Regions from separate parts of the Homo sapiens genome. Here regions 2 and 3 are each linked to region 1. The links are chromatin contacts, found by Hi-C or POLR2A ChIA-PET in ENCODE. All regions are on one chromosome and are shown on one strand. The core of a region is the stretch at or near the end of the contact, and the rest is flanking DNA. Distances in the headings are between cores, read along the strand shown. Region 1 holds the start of UBC (ubiquitin C). Region 2 overlaps PXN (paxillin). Region 3 holds the start of LINC01089 (long intergenic non-protein coding RNA 1089).

Region 1 (5,004 bases), core at 2,505-5,004:
GATCATACCACTGCATGACAGAGCGAGATACTGTTTCAAAAAACAAAGAAACAAAGCCAAATATTTCTACTAGTGCATGACAAGGAAAAAAAATACCGCAGGGAGTTGTTATTGTTAAAGGTTGGTGTCAGGAATTGGAGCTTCCTAGAAATACTCTTTGAAAAAAGTGCTTTTTCAACTATTAAATTTTATTTTACCCTTAAACAAAGCTTATTATATGAGGTCACATGAGTTGTCAAATTCATAGAGACAGAAAGTAGAATGGTGGATGCCAGGGGCTGGTGGGAGGGAGAAATGGGGAATCAGTTTTTCATGGGGACAGAGTTTGTTTTGCAAGACGAAAAGAGCTCCAGAAATGGCTTGGTGGTGATGGCTGATGCACAATACTGAATGTACTTCATGCTACAGAAATGTACACTTAAGAATGGTAAATTTTATGTGTATTTTACCACAATTTTAAGACAAAACCAAACGACGACACAAACAAAGCCCAAATAGGTTAAATAACTTCCTAATGTTCCTAAAGTAGGCAAATTTGGAGACTAGCTAAGTCCGGTTTTGACCGCTGAGATGAATGGGTTATTTTTAAGCTGGAGCGGTTTGTGTTCCACCACACAGTTATACAGCACAAGCAGAAACAGGAAGAAGAACACATTCCCCAGGTTTTTTTTTTTTACTTCCTGTTTGCCAGGCCTCTAACCTGCAGGCGTCCTTGACAACCTTTTATGGTTATATAAGCGATGACAAAGCAAGGCAAACCCTTCCCACCACCTCTCTGATTCCACCCTTTTTCTTGGGGGAAGCAAGTTTGTTGACCCTCACTCATGCTCTCAGACAGTTTCATGGGGCTGGATTAAGTCACATACAAGGTGGTGAATTTCAGAAGGGGGAACTGAATCCTTAGGGGGAGGGGAAAAACGAAGGCGGAGGAGCAGGCGCTGATCCAACCCCGCCCTCCCCAGCTGCAGCCCAGCACCCCGGCCCTTTGTGAGCTCAGCTCATCACACGCTCCCTTCCGCCTGCCAATCCCGCCCTGTTGCTGGGCCTCTGTCCCTTCTCCATTGGTGCCAGCTCTGAAGCAATCTTTTCTGGGGCGCCTGCAAAGGACGGATCTGTGGGTGGAACGAACTGAAAACGGATCCAGTGACTCATCCCGATTCTTGCACATTCTAGCACATCGCATTCTAGGTCAGCAGGGTTTAGGTTTTAAGAGCGTGACTTGATACCTGACTCCTGAGTCCAAGTGGGACATTTAGACTTTGGGAACCCTTTCGGAAAACAGAAAAGCAGTTGTTGCAACAACAAAAATCCTTTGTAGGACAGGGTTTCTTAATTTCAGCACTATTAATATGTTGGGTCTGATAATTCTTTGTTGTGGGGGACTGTCCCTCATAGAATGTTCAGTGGCATCCCTGGTGTCTACCAACAGTGCTAGTATTAGTAGTAGCATCCCCTAACCTCCCCTGAGTTGTGACAACCAAGAATATCTCCAGATATTGCCAAATGTCCCCTGAAAGAGCAAATCACTCCTTGTTGAGAACCATTGTTGTAGAGAAACATCAGACACCTGCGTTTTGGGAGGCCATTTTCTTCCCTGTCACCTCAGTGACTTTGGAGAAAGGTTTATTTCTGTTTGCTTCAATAACCATTTAAGTCAGGGAATGCTGGGATGTTTTCAATAATTTTTTTCTGCTAGAGACAACATTGGTTTCTCTTTGCAGCTAACCTTTGGCCCATTACCCACCCTACCCTCATCCCCTCTTCTTCCTTTTTCCTCCTCCTGTCCTCCTCTCCCGCCCCTGCCTCTGCAGTTAGGGCTGTTTTTTCTCTGTACCTTTTGGACTCTGAAAAAAGCTATGTCACAAAGCTGGTGACTCAGCCTTTAAACAACATGAATCACAAGGCTTGCAGCAGAGTAACAGCCAAAAGCAACCAGGGCGTGGTTGAAAGCCAGGCCTGGTCACCTCAGAAAGAATCTCAGCTTTTTAATCCCTTCAAAACTCCTTCCCGAAATGTAGGGGAAAAACAAAAAACAAAAACTTTGCAGAAATGTGTATTGGAAATCACTGGGGTATCCTGCCAATCCTGGAAAATGACACTTTTATTATTCGTTTTAATTTCCCAGTAACACATGAATTCATTCTCTTTAAAATGTTAAAAATTGGAGATGTCAAAGTCTGTTTTGAACAATGCACAGATCTTGGATTTTCATAAATACACAGAAACATGGGTTACCATAGAAAATATATAGCAGGTTCATTTTGCTTTGATGCATATTTTAAGTCTGCCGTTTAAATAATGTAATGTTCATAACTTAAAACAAGAATGCAGCCTTTTCCTAATGGCAAAATATTTTTCAGTTGGTAGCCTCTTTTTCTCTTTTTTTTGAAGCTTTTAAGGGTAGAAATCAAAATAGCCTCCCTACCTCCAATACATTTGTAGAAACAGGGACTATTTGTAGAAGAGTCCAGAAGGAACAGTGGCTGGGAAATTGAGGGCATGAGGGAGACTTTTCACTGTACACTTTAAAAAGACACATTTAAAAAATCTCACCATGTTCGTATATTTTAAAACATTTAAAAAATATACTGAAGAAATGACACGTAGGGATCACAAAATAGGTTGTGGTAAAAATTTAAAAAGCTGGCTGGTGATGCTTTTCTCCCCACTTCTTTTACCAAAATAGAATTGCCCTGTAGAATTACATTTCATATTTGACACCCTACCCTGCACTGAAATAAGGTTGGGATTCTATTCCTGTCTTTTAAAATCTCCGGTTTAAATGGGTCCGATTATTGAATGGATCCTGCTTACAATAATCGTACCCATTGAAACCAGAGAAATTTCCATGCCTCCCTGTTGGCATCAAGTAGGACCTTTCCATACCTGGCCCTCAGAATGTACAGGAAGGTGGAAGAACAGTCTAGAAGGATGTCGTTCGCTCAGCCTTGCGTTCCAGCTAAAATAAAACTGTGTGGGGTTTCCGCCTCTTTTTTCCAAATTTAACCTGGACACCCAGCTCCTCTGCAGTGTCTCCCCTGGAAAGTTCTCGAGCGTTCCCCAGCTTTAGGGCCACGCCCGCCCTGAGATCTGCCGAGTCATTGTCCTTGTCCCGCGGCCCCGGGAGCCCCCCGCGACCGGCCTGGGAGGCTCAGGGAGGTTGAAGGGGGCTGAGCAAAGGAAGCCCCGTCATTACCTCAAATGTGACCCAAAAATAAAGACCCGTCCATCTCGCAGGGTGGGCCAGGGCGGGTCAGGAGGGAGGGGAGGGAGACCCCGACTCTGCAGAAGGCGCTCGCTGCGTGCCCCACGTCCGCCGAACGCGGGGTTCGCGACCCGAGGGGACCGCGGGGGCTGAGGGGAGGGGCCGCGGAGCCGCGGCTAAGGAACGCGGGCCGCCCACCCGCTCCCGGTGCAGCGGCCTCCGCGCCGGGTTTTGGCGCCTCCCGCGGGCGCCCCCCTCCTCACGGCGAGCGCTGCCACGTCAGACGAAGGGCGCAGCGAGCGTCCTGATCCTTCCGCCCGGACGCTCAGGACAGCGGCCCGCTGCTCATAAGACTCGGCCTTAGAACCCCAGTATCAGCAGAAGGACATTTTAGGACGGGACTTGGGTGACTCTAGGGCACTGGTTTTCTTTCCAGAGAGCGGAACAGGCGAGGAAAAGTAGTCCCTTCTCGGCGATTCTGCGGAGGGATCTCCGTGGGGCGGTGAACGCCGATGATTATATAAGGACGCGCCGGGTGTGGCACAGCTAGTTCCGTCGCAGCCGGGATTTGGGTCGCAGTTCTTGTTTGTGGATCGCTGTGATCGTCACTTGGTGAGTAGCGGGCTGCTGGGCTGGCCGGGGCTTTCGTGGCCGCCGGGCCGCTCGGTGGGACGGAGGCGTGTGGAGAGACCGCCAAGGGCTGTAGTCTGGGTCCGCGAGCAAGGTTGCCCTGAACTGGGGGTTGGGGGGAGCGCAGCAAAATGGCGGCTGTTCCCGAGTCTTGAATGGAAGACGCTTGTGAGGCGGGCTGTGAGGTCGTTGAAACAAGGTGGGGGGCATGGTGGGCGGCAAGAACCCAAGGTCTTGAGGCCTTCGCTAATGCGGGAAAGCTCTTATTCGGGTGAGATGGGCTGGGGCACCATCTGGGGACCCTGACGTGAAGTTTGTCACTGACTGGAGAACTCGGTTTGTCGTCTGTTGCGGGGGCGGCAGTTATGGCGGTGCCGTTGGGCAGTGCACCCGTACCTTTGGGAGCGCGCGCCCTCGTCGTGTCGTGACGTCACCCGTTCTGTTGGCTTATAATGCAGGGTGGGGCCACCTGCCGGTAGGTGTGCGGTAGGCTTTTCTCCGTCGCAGGACGCAGGGTTCGGGCCTAGGGTAGGCTCTCCTGAATCGACAGGCGCCGGACCTCTGGTGAGGGGAGGGATAAGTGAGGCGTCAGTTTCTCTGGTCGGTTTTATGTACCTATCTTCTTAAGTAGCTGAAGCTCCGGTTTTGAACTATGCGCTCGGGGTTGGCGAGTGTGTTTTGTGAAGTTTTTTAGGCACCTTTTGAAATGTAATCATTTGGGTCAATATGTAATTTTCAGTGTTAGACTAGTAAATTGTCCGCTAAATTCTGGCCGTTTTTGGCTTTTTTGTTAGACAATGCAGATCTTCGTGAAGACTCTGACTGGTAAGACCATCACCCTCGAGGTTGAGCCCAGTGACACCATCGAGAATGTCAAGGCAAAGATCCAAGATAAGGAAGGCATCCCTCCTGACCAGCAGAGGCTGATCTTTGCTGGAAAACAGCTGGAAGATGGGCGCACCCTGTCTGACTACAACATCCAGAAAGAGTCCACCCTGCACCTGGTGCTCCGTCTCAGAGGTGGGATGCAAATCTTCGTGAAGACACTCACTGGCAAGACCATCACCCTTGAGGTCGAGCCCAGTGACACCATCGAGAACGTCAAAGCAAAGATCCAGGACAAGGAAGGCATTCCTCCTGACCAGCAGAGGTTGATCTTTGCCGGAAAG
Region 2 (5,004 bases), core at 1,632-4,131, 4.7 Mb after region 1:
TTCTCCTCTCCTTCTCTTCTCTTCTTTCTCTTTTCTCACAGGGTCTTGTTCTCTTGCCCAGGATGAAGTACAGTGATCTGATCACAGCTCACTGTAACCTCCAACTCAAGCGATCCTCCTGCCCTCAGCCTCCTGAGCAGCTGGGACTACAGGCACGTGCCACCATGCCTGGCCAATTTTTTATTTTTTATACAGCCGGAGTCTCATTATGTTTCTCAGGCTGGTCTCGAACTCCTGGCCTCAAGCAATCCTTCTGCCTTGGCTTTCCAAAGTGCTGGTATTATAAGTGTGAGCCACCATGTGTCTTGCCTGTTTCCCTCTTTTTACTTTTCTGCTTTTACTAACTTCAGTTTTTTGTTTTGTTTTTTAGAGAGTCTTGCTCTGCCGCCCAGAATGGAGTACAGTGGCATGATCTTGGCTCACTGCAACCTCTGTCTCCCAGGGTCAAGCGATCCTCCTGCCTCCGCCCCACCCCCCCCAACCCCCCGCAGTCCGCAGTAGCTGAGATTACAGGCACACACCACCATACCTGGCTAATTTTGTATTTTTGGTAGAGATGGGGTTTCGTTTGCCATGTTGGCCAGGCTGGTCTCGAACTCCTGAGCTCAGGTAATCCGCCCACCTCGGCCTCCCAAAGTGTTGGAATTACAGATGTGAGCCATTGTGCCTGACCTGCACTTACTAACTTTTTTACTTTGCTCCTTTTTATTTTATTTATTTTTAAATTTATTATTATCTTTTTTGAGACAGAGTCTTTCTCTGTCACCCAGGCTGGAGTGCAGTGGCATGATCTTGGCTCACTGCAACCTCCGCCTCCCGGGTTCAAGTGATTCTTCTGCCTCAGCCTCCTGAGTAGCTGGGACTACAGGCGCCCGCCACCATGCCCAGCTAATTTTTGTGGTTTTAGTAGAGATGGGGTTTCACCATAGTGGCCAGGCTGGTCTTGAACTCTTGACCTTGTGATCTGCCTGCCTCGGTCTCCCAGTGCTGGGATTACAGGTGTGAGCCACCGCGCCCGGCCTGTTCCTTTTTAAATTTTAACACAGTCTGACCCATTCTTCCACGTTTGCTCTTTTGCTGAGACACCTGTCTCACCCTTTAGCTGCATATTTTTTTCTCCCTTCCTTAAGCTCCGCTTGCTTCTCCAGAGACCCTCCCACCTTCTTTTCCCAAGTCTCCTCTGATCCCTGAGTGGAGGTGCACCTGGGTGTTTTCCCAAAGGATTTCTCTGAACTCCTTGTTTTTCAACTATGCACCTCGGTCAGTTAATCAACTGCATGACCTCTTTTATAACCTGTGTGCTGGTGACTCCCAAATTTATATTTCCACCCCTGACGTGAATTCTATTGTCCAGATTCTTCCGGTCTGCGCACCAGCAGAGACTCAACTCATTTCCTTTCCACTCTCCCTTCTCATCTACTCCCTTCTCATTTCCTTTTCACTCTCCCAGGCCCCATCTACTGCCTGTTCTCTGTTAGCGCCCCCTCTCTTCTCTGGGCCTGTATTAGATAATGGGCATTTGTGTAGCACGTTAAGCTTGAGGAAATATTTTCATGTGCTTCTTTATTTTTTAAAAAACTAAACCTTAGGCCGGGCATTGTGGCTCACACCTGTAATCCCAGCACTTTGGGAGGCCAAGGCAGGTGGATCTTGAGGTCAAGAGATCAAGACCAGCCTGGCCAACATGGTGAAACCCCGTCTCTACTAAAATTACAAAAATTAGCTGGGCGTGGTGGCACGTGCCTGTAATTCCAGCTATTTGGGAGGCTGAGGCAGGAGAATCTCTTGAACCTGGGAGGCGGAGGTTGCAGTGAGCCGAGATCACACCATTGCACTCCAGTCTGGGTGACAGAGCGAGACTCCATTTCAAAAAAAACAAAACAAAAACAAAAGAACCACTAAACCTTATTGTGTATATTCGAGGTTTACAACATGTTGTCATAGGATACGTACAGATAGTAAGGTGGTTGCTAAAGTGAAGCAGATTAACCTGTCAGTCATCTCACAGCTACTTTCCTGTGTGCCAAGAGCAGCTAAATCTACTTATGTAACAAAAATCCGAAAATCCCGAGTACGATTTTCTTAACTTCAGCCCTCATATCATACATTAGATTTCTAAACTTGTGCATCTCGTGTATCTGCTACTTAGTATTCTTTGACCCACGTCTCCCCATTCTCCACTTCCACCCATAGTAACCACTGTTTCATTCTCGATCTCTGTATTTGACCTCTTTATAGATATATAAATATATATATTGGACTGGACGTGGTGGCTCACGCCTGTAATCCCAGCACTTTGGGAGGCTGAGGTGGGTGGATCATCTGAGGTTAGGAGTTCGAGACCAGCCTGGCCAACATGGCGAAACCCTCTCTACCAAAAATATAAAAATTAGCCAAGCGTGGTGGCACGGGCCTGTAGTCTCAGCCACTTGGGAGCCTGAGGCAGGAGAATCGCCTGAACCCAAGAGGTGGAGGCTGGAATGAGCCAAGATCACGCCACTGCACTCCAGCTTGGGTGACAGAGAAAGACTCGATCTCAAAAATAAGTAAAATAATAAATAAATAAATATATGTATATAGTACATATAAGTGAGATCATGCAATGTTTTTCTTGTTGTGTCTGGCTTATCTTACTTAGCACGTCCTTCCATGCTGTGGCAAATGGGCAGAATCTCCCTTTTTAAGGCTGAATAATTCACTGTATCTATATACAATGGATGTATAAACCACATTTTAATTATTTGTCCATTGACGATCATTTTTTATATGGTTCTGATAGCCACCCTTTGAGGTAGATAGTAGTTATTTTCTACTTTCAGAGGAAGCTAAACTGAAGCCCAGAGGAGTTAGGGGAAGGGAACACACCCAGTGTTACCACAGGCAATGATGCAAGAACCTGCACCTTGGGTGGGTCTTCCCACAACTAGCCCGGTCTCTTTTTTCTTTTTCTTTTTTTTCTTTTTTGAGATGGAGTCTCGCTCTGTCACCCAGGCTAGAGTGCAGTGGCGTGATCTCAGCTCACTGCAACCTCCGCCTCTGGGGTTCAAGCAATTCTCCTGTCTCAGCCTCCTGAGTAGCTGAGACTACAGGCGTGTGCCATCATGCCTGGCTACTTTTCATATTTTTAGTAGAGACGGGGTTTCACCATAATGGTCAGGCTAGTCTCAAACTCCTGACCTCAGGTGATCCACCTGCCTTGGCCTTCCAAAGAGCTGGGATTACAGGCGTGAGCCACTATGCCTGGTCTTCTTTCTGGTTTTTCATATGGGAAACCTCAAGGTAGAAATCAGAAATCTACGGGTCAGATTTGGTCTGCAGACCCTTGTTGCTTGGTCTGCATGGTATTCAAAATATTCCAAATTAGTTGCCAACATTTAAAACATCAGGAGATTGCACCAAAAAGTCCATGTTGTTCCTTTTTTTTTTTTTTTTTTTTTTGAGACAGAGTCTCACTGCGTCACCCAGGCTGGAGTGCAGTGGCATGATCTCGGCTCAACTGCAACCTCCGCCTCCTGGGTTCAAGCAATTCTCCTACCTCAACCTCCCGAGTAGTTGGGATTACAGGCGCCCGCCACCACGCCCATCTAATTTTTGTATTTTTAGTAGAGACGGAGTTTCATTACATGTCGTTTCTTTTGAAAAATCAGATCAGGCTTCATGGGATGTGTGTACTCTGTGTCACCACTTGGTTAACCTCAATAGCTCCAGCCTTGTATTTGACCCTCTCTGTTGCCTACATTGGGTCTCACTTGCCTCACACATATTCCTACTTGGCCCCTGCTTTGGGGGATTCTAAGAACTCTCTGTGCTCGATGTTTAATGACAAATGCAGTTGCCAGATCTAGGGGGTATCTTGTATTGCAGTCTCTGAATTACATTTGACTTCTGACCATGCCAACCACTCAGTTCTGCCTTGAGTCTAGATGTTGGTTCAAGTTGCAGAAAATAGCCTTCTCCTGACTCACCTTACCCTCTGCCTTTAAAATCTTAGCTGAATCCACCTTTTTGAGAAGGCTTTTTTCCCCGATAAAACTAACCAGCCTGTTGACCCTCCTGCTAAGGTAAAACTTTACAGATCTGTGTAAATTAGGCTTTCTTCTGTCTCCCGCTCTGCCCCGTAAGCTCTTTGAAGACAGGGATTTTATCTGCCTTTCAAATACCCCTTGCCACCAAGCACTGTGCTGTTCTCTCTGCGGTCACTTAATAACTACTTGATGGTGGTTGGTGATTAAATGGGTATGAACTGCGACACCCACAGTGATGCTGAGCCTGCAGCAAACCACTTCCTCCTCTGGAGAACCTGAGTTCTCTCTGGGTTTGGGGTGGGGAGGTGGCATAGAACCCAGCCTCTGACATCAGCCACACTTGGTTCTGTATCAATGCTGTTGCCTACTACTTGTGTGACCCTGGCAGATCACTTTACACTCTGAGCCTTGGTCTCCTAATCCATGAAATAGGTGCATTTCCTGACATACTTTCCCGAAATACTTTCAAAGTGCTCAGTAACTGGTGATGGTTATCGTTCATTCTTGGGATAATCTTGACAACTCCTGGGGTGGAGGGTTTGGCTTTTGGTATCATTCTCTTGGCATTTATTTGTTTGTTTGTTTATTTATTTTTGAGACCAAGTCTCGCTCTGTTGCCCAGGCTGGAGTACAGTGGCACAATCTTGGCTCACTGCAGTCTCTGCCTCCCGGGTTCAAGCAATTCTCCTGCCTCAGCCTCCCAAATAGCTGGGATTACAGGCGCCCACGACCACGCCCAGCTAATTTTTGTATTTTTAGTGGAGACAGCGTTTCACCATGTTGGCCAGGCTGGTCTTGAATTCCTGACCTCAAATGATCTGCCCACCTCACCTCCCAAAGTGCTGGGATTACAGGAGTGAGCCACCGCAGCGGCCTGTTTGTTTATTTATTTATTGAGATGGAGTCTTGCTTTGTCATCCAGGCTGGAGTGCAGGGGCGTGATCTCAGCTCACTGCAGCCTCCACCTCCCATGTTCAAG
Region 3 (3,494 bases), core at 995-3,494, 3.1 Mb after region 1:
CTCCTTGTTTTTGGTCCAGATCCCGACGACCCGGGGATCTTCGACAATTTCCACCGGGCGGTTGCTGGACATCTGTGGGGAGAAATTGGGGGGCCGGGATGAGAGAACTGGTCCCCCTCCCCATGGGCAGACCCCTTTCTCGAGGCACTTGTCAAACTCCAGGGCTGGGGCCCCGTCTGACAGTTGGCCGGGGGATCGGGCGGGGGGTCCCTGGCCGCTAGGCGCGTCTCCCCGGACACGACGCGGGGCACGGCTGGGGGGGCGCGCCGGCTACTCACCGCCAGGCTGAAATGCTGCCCATCGTAGCGGTACAGTTTATGATGCCCCTTTTTCAGAGCCGGGTCAATCATCAACTTGTAACTTCTCCAATGGTGGTTCCTCCTCTCGCCCGAAGGGCCGGGCTGCGGCGGGGGCTGCTGGTGGTGGTGGTGGGGGGGGTGACTGTTCTCCATGCCGTTAACCCAACCTGAAAACCAGCAAGTTGTTGTCGTCTCCGCCGCGGCGGCGGCGGCGGCCGCTTCTACACACACGCGAAAGAATCCAATCGGCAGGCCCCCACCCCCTCCCACCTTGCCAGCGCGCCCCGAAAGGAGCTGTCTCGCTGGCTCCCCCCAAAACAAGAATGGAGCGAGAGAATAACCCTTCCGGGAGAATTACGCGCCCGCCCGCTCGGCCACCGTCTCGGGGCGGCAGCGAGGGGCTCCCGGGGGTCCCCTGGGCGGGCTGGCGGGGCCCGGGGCGCCCGGAGGACGCGGACTCCGGCCCATGGTGCCCGCCCGGCCGCCCGGCGTGGCGCTCACCCGCTAGCTCGGCCCGGCTCTGGCGCGAGGCTGGCGGCAGGGCCTGGCGGCGCCGCCGCCCGCCCGCCCGCTCGCCCGCTCGGGCCAGGGCCGGGGCCGGGGGCTTGGGCCGCCCGGCTGCCGGCCGCGGCCTCTCCCTCCCCGAGCCGCGCTTACATCCCCGCCGGGCGCCGGCCTCCCTGCGCCGCCAGCCAGTACATGGTGTCCCCCGAGGGAGCCGAGGCCGGGGCGGCCGGACCGGGGGCCAGGAAGGGGGGGCGCCGCCGCCGCGGCTGCCGGGCCCGGAGCTGCTGCCGCTGCCGCCGCCGCTGCTGCTGCTGCTGCCCGGGAGGCGGCTGGCGGCGGAGGCTCGGCTCCCAGTAGCCGCACATCCCACAATACACCGCTAAGGAGCCCGACCCGAGCGCTCACCCTCCTCCTCTTCCTCCTCCTCCTCCTCTTCCTCCTCCCCTCTCCTTCCTCGCCGCTTCCCCAGGCACTCTCCCGGCGGCGGCAGCTGCGCCGCCAAAGCCCCGGGCCCCAGCGGCCCCCCACCCCTCACTCGCGCGCTCCCACACTGCCTCCCCCTCCCCGGGGGAAGGCCTTTTAATTTATTTATTTTTCTGGGACTGGGGTGGGGGTCTTGGCTGGCGGGGGAGGGGGTCTCCCCGGGCTCTACCTCCCGCGGCCGGGACTACCCTCAGAGCCGCGACCGCCGCGGCGTGCGTCCCGGGCCTGCAAAACTGTTTCCAAACTGCCCGGGCCGGAGGCGGGCGCGCGGGGCCCGGGGAGATGGCTGGGGTCTGGGGGGCCGAGGGTGTGTGTGGACGCTGGGAGCCGCGGGGGGAGGCCGGCGTCGACTCAGAGGAGTTGCAATCGAGGTATCTGCGCTCCGGCTTCCTCCTGCGGCCCGCGACCCCCTCCCCGGAGCTGAGCTGGGGAAGGGAGACCAGGGTTCACCACGTTAGCATTCGCATTCCTGGGAGGATGCAGCCCTCGCCTGGACCTGGGCGATAGACGCCTTCTTCTGTTTTTATTTTTGGAGGGGAGCGCCCTGTAATTGTCCTGAACACATGCTTCCCCCCCTTCCTCCAGCCACCCGCGGAGGAGAGAGTCCCCCTTTTTTGCATTTATCTTTTCCTTCCCCTTTCTTTATTAAAGGTCCGGGAGTGGCGGCGGCCAATCAGCGCGCGGCTTCCATTTTGTGAGTTCAACTCCGAGGCTCCCGGGCTTCGCGAGGACGCGTTTGCAGCCCCCTCTGCCGCTCCTCTCTGGCGGCCGAGGCGCAGGAGCCGCCTCGCCGGGGCTCGGAGCTGGTGTAGCTCATATTGGGGCTCTTTTCGGGGTTTGTAATTTGGCCGTGGGTAGGTAATTGGCTGGAGCAGGGCGGCAGGGCGCGGCAGCCAATCAGCGCGCGGCTTCTATAGGGCTTGAGTTATTAGACGCTGATCTCAAAACATCCTTCATCAGACACGAAGGAGAGGCCAACAGATGAGGGAAGCCATTTTTCTGCAATGGAATTAAATGGCCAAGTGGGTTTTTCCTTTGTTGCAAATGGGGAATGTTTTTCCTTTGACTCTACCATCCAGTTCAGGACGTCTCAGTGTGTTTAACATTTGTCAACAGGCCCAAGGACTCACAGTTGGAAGACTGGAGAAGACTTTTTAAAAAGATCTGGATTTTTCCTTATGACTTGGAATCCATCTTTGTCTTGTATAACTAGGTCATAGCACACCATTCATGTCAGCAGTTAACAGTTTTGAATTCCAAAAAAACCTAAGTAAATGACATATTTTTTTTCCTCTTTTTGTTCTATGGGTGGGTGGGGGGAGCTTGGAGCTGTCTTAATCTGTATTCTCTTGACTGAACAATAAATTTTTAAATATATCTAGTTTCCTCTATTAAACACTTAAACCTGGCCATCTTATTAACTCCTTCTCTCTTTTTAACAAGGTAATGTTTTAAATGTATATAGCTTTAGGACTAGCGAAATGGCAGCAACAAAAAATTGTGAGCAGTTGTTACTCTTTTAGTTTTTAAAAAACCTTTTACATTGTAAGTACCCAATCCATTCTGTCCTGACGCAGTACAGTTTTGATGTTAATGTTGCTGAGATGTCCTTAATTTTCCGAACCTTCATCTGCATGTATGTCTTTGTCTCTCTTGTCTAATATAAGCCAGTTAAGATGCTTGAGACGATCTTGCTTTATAAAGCTAAGGTTCTAGCTTTATGCTTTTGAAAATGTTTACAGCACTAAATGCTAGTCAGCTTTCTTCCCCGTAGCTTGTACACTTTCTTTGAAAATCGATCTATTTGAAGAAAAACAGCCCTGTTTTTCTCGTCTTTGGTGTTGGGGGTTGGGGGGAGCTGGTGGGTGAGGGAAAGGAAGACCTTTTCTTTGTGTAGAGAGACTAAAGCCGTCACAGGAAACTAGATTAAAACTGGAAAACAAGTCCTAGCTGGTTCCAGCAAACACCAACGTTAAGTGGGGGGTATTTTCTATGGTGGTTGGGCGGCTGGTGCGTCTTGTGCCTTTTGTTTGATTTGACTGTATTTTCGCCTTTTGTCTCTTAATGACGATCACACCATTGCTATATCCAGAGCAGTAAACAGTCCTCAGCGAAGCCGCCTTTTTGCCTACCCAACCCTGGAAAGTTTGCAGAAGTGGAAGGAGCAGAACGTGAGGGTGTAACTTACAAAAAGGTAATAAGAAC

Evidence for each region. A loop is a pair of places that touch in the nucleus more often than their neighbours do. ChIA-PET counts read pairs that join two places held with the same protein, here RNA polymerase II (POLR2A). Pooled maps may share reads with other maps.
Region 2: a pooled map shows a loop between it and region 1 (4-fold over the local background). The contact joins the enhancer-like site here to the promoter of UBC in region 1. A Hi-C loop is called at or near these places in 5 of 50 pooled maps.
Region 3: a loop to region 1 is called in a pooled map, with 9 times the contacts of the local background. The contact joins the promoter of LINC01089 here to the promoter of UBC in region 1. A Hi-C loop is called at or near these places in 2 of 37 single-sample maps with no recorded cell type and 11 of 50 pooled maps. POLR2A ChIA-PET finds 5 or more read pairs at or near these places in 1 of 52 experiments (activated naive CD4-positive, alpha-beta T cell).

What each region holds. Positions count from the first base shown.
Region 1 is chr12:124,913,400-124,918,403 of GRCh38, reverse strand. UBC (ubiquitin C) reads left to right here and starts at 3,754. Exons shown (of 2, transcript NM_021009.7): 1 at 3,754-3,817; 2 at 4,630-5,004. The coding sequence starts at 4,633. MIR5188 (microRNA 5188) reads right to left here and starts at 2,857; the gene lies at 2,745-2,857. RefSeq lists enhancers at 578-787, 998-1,267, 1,767-2,061, 3,726-4,175, 3,500-4,457 and 2 more and silencers at 1,758-1,817, 3,176-3,515.
Region 2 is chr12:120,251,433-120,256,436 of GRCh38, reverse strand. The region is part of intron 1 of PXN (paxillin); the gene reads left to right. Among named protein-coding and RNA genes, the nearest start is that of PXN, 12 kb to the left of the region's middle. Within about 2 kb of position 2,881, at least 7 of the 41 ENCODE cell types and tissues checked have a DNase peak (open chromatin) inside an H3K27ac peak, as active enhancers do.
Region 3 is chr12:121,801,696-121,805,189 of GRCh38, reverse strand. LINC01089 (long intergenic non-protein coding RNA 1089) reads left to right here and starts at 2,244. Exons shown (of 4, transcript NR_152740.1): 1 at 2,244-2,559; 2 at 3,382-3,483. It overlaps SETD1B (SET domain containing 1B, histone lysine methyltransferase), which reads right to left and starts at 1,181. Exons shown (of 17, transcript NM_001353345.2): 1 at 957-1,181; 2 at 279-466; 3 at 1-72. The coding sequence starts at 452. RefSeq lists silencers at 887-946, 987-1,116, 1,387-1,636.